Regions from separate parts of the Homo sapiens genome. Here region 1 is linked to region 2. A link is a loop called in an ENCODE intact Hi-C map of the cell type or tissue named here. Cell type or tissue: heart right ventricle. All regions are shown on one strand.

The links. A loop is a pair of places that touch in the nucleus more often than their neighbours do. Peaks named below come from ENCODE experiments on the same cell type or tissue, not always from the same donor. Only the 100,000 strongest peaks of a DNase experiment are listed, where the experiment ranks them.
Region 1: it touches region 2 in a loop (2.6-fold over the local background); 82 of 110 quality-filtered maps call a loop at or near these places.

What each region holds. Positions count from the first base shown.
Region 1 is chr2:238,255,661-238,258,160 of GRCh38, forward strand. PER2 (period circadian regulator 2) reads right to left here. Exons shown (of 23, transcript NM_022817.3): 17 at 1,262-1,426; 18 at 1-251. Among named protein-coding and RNA genes, the nearest start is that of HES6, 17 kb to the left of the region's middle. In heart right ventricle, CTCF peaks have their summits at 1,111 and 1,310; a DNase peak (open chromatin) is centred at 1,101.
Region 2 is chr2:237,864,510-237,867,009 of GRCh38, forward strand. All of the region lies in intron 1 of RAMP1 (receptor activity modifying protein 1), which reads left to right. Among named protein-coding and RNA genes, the nearest start is that of RAMP1, 6.1 kb to the left of the region's middle. In heart right ventricle, no CTCF peak of the experiment used is centred here; DNase peaks (open chromatin) are centred at 282, 632 and 1,202; H3K27ac peaks cover 2,067 bases.

The DNA of each region.
Region 1 (2,500 bases), 390 kb after region 2:
TTCACTTGGCTGCCCCTTGGATCTTTCTTGCAAGTAGTAATGGCAGTGGGACTGGAAAATGCTGAGTTTTCTTATTTCTTTGAACTTCTGCAGGAAGCTCTGCTCCTCCTTCTGTGTGTGTGCAGCGAGTACCTCCTTGGTGAGGCCCAGCTTCTTGAAGGGCTCCTTCTCTTGGCTGAGACCACAGGCCAGGGCAGGGCCCGCCAGGCAGTCCAGGGATTCTGGCCCACTCGCAGCATCTTCCACCATCTCTGTAACACAAGAACCCAGGGCTCTGGTCCACACGTGCCCTGTTTATTATTTTAAGGCCACACTATATTCACGAACAAGACAAATCATTCACGTATAAAGTAATTTCATGATGCCTGTGGCATGAGGATGAGACTCACAGCGTTTTCATTTAGCTTTCTGAGAAAGTTCATGGCAAAAGGCAAGAAGCAGAGCAGGACAGCCCTGACAGCCAGGTGCTCAGGAACCTGGGGCTGAACAAACGGAAACGTGGGGAACCTTGGGCTTCAGCTCTGCTGCTGAAGATATCCCTCGGCTGTCCTTAGCTTTCAGAACACCAGAAACTTGGATCAACGTGCTGAGTCTTTCCGGGTTTGGGACCAGGCATGGTGATAGATGGGACCCTATGGGCCCATGGGGCAGACAGGACAAGGGACAGGCAGGGCCACTGACCATCCTGAAAGGGAGGGCTTGGGGACTGGATCTTGGACATACACTTTTTCCTTATCATTTCCCTCTTCTTAGTAAAGAACAAATTCAGGATTCATTTTAATCATAATATTCTAAAGAACAAGAACACTCAGCCACCAATGCGCTCATTGTAAATCTGTTTACCACCTGTACTGGCTCCTGTCCACAAACAGGGAGAGCTAACGGTCGCACCTTCTGCTGGGCAGAGGAAAGAACCCCAGGCCTGCCCAGGGAAGAGGGAGGTGGGGCCTCGCTCCCAGTGCTCTCCGCACCAATTAAAGGGGATAAGATCTTGCACCACAATCAACCCTCCTGCGTTGATGCCAGAACAGACAACTGCCACTGGAGGGCACCACAGGGCAGCAGAGACCTGGACAGGTTGCTGCCTGGGCCCTGGCTGGCCGCACTCCACCCTGCATTTTACGTAACTGGATTTCCTGAAACGCCCCCTATCGGGCTATGGTGGAGTTCTTCTGCACTTAGAAAAATTTAAGATGGCAAACTTCTTGTTTTCATGGTTAAAAATCAAACTGCTCTCTGATCCAAGAGCCCATAGTCATACCTAACTCCGGCTGCGGCTTCTTGTCTCCCACATGGACGATGGTGCTGCTGTAGCTGCACTGGCTGGTGAGCGACGCCACACTCTCTGCCTTGCCCGGCAGTGCCAGCGAGGTCAGGTGCGTACCTACTCCCGTGCGGCTGTTCACCCTGGAGGGCGGCTCTGCCTCTTCATGAGAGGAAGGGGGAACAAACATTAGTGTGTCATTACAATGCACTGTGCAGATGAGAAACCGACACCCAAGTGCCCATACAGCTTCCACACCAGGGTGCACACAACCCATCCCATCCCATCCCACAGATGCTCTGGCCCAGGCATGGGGTGATTTGTCCCCAATGTTTATTCATAGAAGAATAGTGGAAAAGAGAAAGTTCTGAAATGGGAGCAGTTACACACTTAAATCCTGAGGCCTCTGCAGGGAGGCGCAGCAGCTTGGCAGCTGCAGGGCACACTTGGTGAGGGGCTCTTGCCTGCAGCCAGGCAGCCCTTCTGCAGGCCTGTGGGGAGGGGCTTTCCGACAGTCAGGAGCCAACCATAATCCGGGATACCCTGTTTCTTTCTTTTTTCTTTTTTGAGATGGAGTCTCGCTCTGTCACCCAGGCTGGAGTGCAGTGATGCAATCTTGGCTCACTGCAACCTCCGCCTGCCAGGTACAAGCCATTCTCCTGCCTCAGCCTCCCAAGTAGCTGGGATTACAGGCATGCACCATGATGCCTGGCTAATTTTTGTATTTTTAGTAGAGATGGGGTTTCACCATGTTGGCCAGGCTGGTCTTGAACTCCTGACCTCAAGTGATCCACCCACCTCGGCCTCCCAAAGTGCTGGGATTACAGGCGTGAGCCACCGCGCCCAGCCGGGGTACCATTTCTAATCCTGGTGGTGAACATCAGCAACACTGACAGCGTTGTGTTAAGCAGCCTGGGATTTAATGTGATTTATGGGCCATGTTAACATTCAGGCCAAGGGCCCCTCTGAGACACACTGGAAAGAGGGCCTGCCCTAGACTGACAACTTGAGACCAGTGTGGCTGCATGAGGGGGTCAGCAGACGGCCCCTCAGTGTGGCCGCATGAAGGGGACCAGGAGATGTCCCTGCAGTGTGTCTGCATGAGGGGGGTCAGGGGACGGCCCCAGGCCTCCAGTAGCCCCACTGGCTTCCTGTTCTCAAAGCCAAGGCTCTGACAGAACCATCTTTGCCTCTAGTTCCTAAGAAGGGTGCTGACTTTTGAACTACTTTCATCAT
Region 2 (2,500 bases):
AATGCCGGGAAAGCGCTGCACCGTTTCTCCTGGAAACACCCATCTGCCACCTCACACACGGGACACACAGGGTCAGGACTCTCACACACGTGGGACACCCAGGGTCAGGACTCGGAGGGGGCAAAGGACAGGGGTGCAGAGCAGCCTGCTACAGTAGGGTGTCCTACACAACCCAGGGCAGCTCCCCCAGAGGATGATCCCACACCAAATGTCCATAGTGCCAGGGTGGGGCAGCCCTGCTGCATGTCAACCATGTAGACATGTGGTGCTACTTAAATGCAGCAGGAAATAAACAGGAGACCACGGAGCACAGCCCTGAGGAGCAGCGGCAGCACAGTCCAGAGGGCAGAGGGCAAGGACGGTTGTGCAAAGGCCCTGCTTTGGAAGTTCCTGGAAGCCTTTTTGACTGAAGCATGGTGGGGAAGAGGGCTTTGAGCCGAAGCTGGTGCTGGAGGAAAGACCCATTCTCTAAGCATTCAGATCTCATTCCTAGGGCAGTGGGAAAACCTTGAAGGACATTAAAGGGGGTGACAGGACAGAAGGTGTGGTTTAAAGGAGCCCTCAGCTGTGGCCCCCAGCATGGGCAGGAGGCCAGGCAAGGATAGGAGTGGGAGGGTTCCAGGGAGTCCTGGAGGCGAAAGTGATGGACTCCAGTCCCTGGGCCTGGATGCAGGAAGTGAGGCAGCGCTGAGGAATGAAGAACAGCACCTGGCAGAGCTCCTGGGGGAGTAGGGAGGGCAGGGCAGGGGAGAAGAGAGGAGAGGAGGGGAGGGGAGAGCAGGGGAGAGGAGAGGAGGGGAGGGCAGGGGAGAAGAGAGGAGGGGAGGGGAGGGCAGGGGAGTAGAGAGGAGAGTGCAGGGGAGGGGAGATGACACCCCAGGCCACAGCCAGGGCTGCCAGGAAACATGGGAGCCCCAGGCAAACTGGAATTTCAGATAAACAAGAAGCATAAGCCTGTCTCATACAGTATCGGGAACATGCCTCAAAAACCACCGTTTCTCTGAGATGCAGATTTCGCAGGGCCTCCTGTCATTTGCTGCACCTGGCAGCCCCGTCCTCAGCAGCCACATGGGGTTCAGCGTTCCCCTTGGATTCTGAGGGGTGATGGTACGTAGACAGGAGTCTATGCAAATCAAGGGTTCAGAAAGAGGTATGGCCAAGAGAGGTGTTTCTGGCGGCAGCAGGGCCTGGCCTATGTCAAATCCTTGCTTGGAGGGGTGACCGGTGAGAGTGGGTAGAAACAGGCCCAGGCTCCTTGTGAGAGGCCAGAGAGGACGGCCAGGGAGGACAGAGAAGGAAACGGGCCCCAGGCACCACTGGGCACCTTGACATGATTGGTGGTGGAGGGAGGCAGATGGCAGGGTCCTTTGCAGGAGAGGCAGCGGCGAAAGCTGCCCTTAGGAGGCAGCGAGGAGGTGAAACCAGAGAGCATGCCTGTGTAGGTTTCCTCCAGTGCCTTATGGTTCTAAACACACAAACCTTTGATGCATCTGGAATTTACCTTAATTTCCTAGCAATTTTTATCAATGGCTCAATATTTGGGGGATTTTCATGGTAATTGCACTGAATGTATTAACTGGTCAGGGAGGATTACATCAAGACCACCGGCTCGAGAAACAGCAGTCTGTTCCTCCACCCCCACGTCTGCATCCAGGCCCTTCCACAGAGATCTCATTTCTCCTGCAGATGACTCATTCAGTGTCTAGGAATCCGGTGCTCTGTGGCCACTACCGAGAGTGGGATATTTTCCCCCATTTTATTTTCTAGCTGGTCATCGCTGGGCTAAGAGGAAGCTCCTCTTCTGTGTGTTTCTTTTGTGACTGTTGTCACCCTGTGCCTGTTTTTTATTTTAGTTTTTTTGCTTCCTGCTTGGTTCTTCAGGCCAGTCATAAGGTCACCCGTAACCTAGGGTGGTCCTACCACCTCTTAACAATTTTCCCTGTTTTGTTCTCCAGTCGTACTGTGTTGGAGAGTGACTCACTGCTGAGTAGGGGAGTGACAGCAGCTGCCTTCCTTTGCTGCTGGCGATGGCAATACAAGTGACCCTTGAACAACGCAGGGGTGGGGCGCCGAACCCCCACATGGTCAGAAATTCGAGTGTAGCTCTTGACTCCCCCAAAGCTTAACGACAGCCTACTATTGAGCAGAGGCCTTACTGATAACATTATCTGTGAGTTAACCCATATTTTGTATGTTACATGTATGTATACTGTATTCTTTTTTTTTTTTCTTTTTTTGAGACTGAGTCTCCCTCTTTTGCCCAGGCTGTAGTACAGTGGTGCGATCTTGGCTCACCACAACCTCCAACTCCCGGGTTCAAGTGTTTCTCCTGCCTCAGCCTCCCCAGTAGCTCAGATTATAGGTGCCCGCTACCATGCCCGGCAAATTTTTGTATTTTTGGTAGAGACGGGGTTTCACTATCTTGGCCAGGCTGGTCTCAAACTCCCAACCTCAAGTGATCCATGCATCTTGGCTTCCCGAAGTGCTGGGATTACAGGCG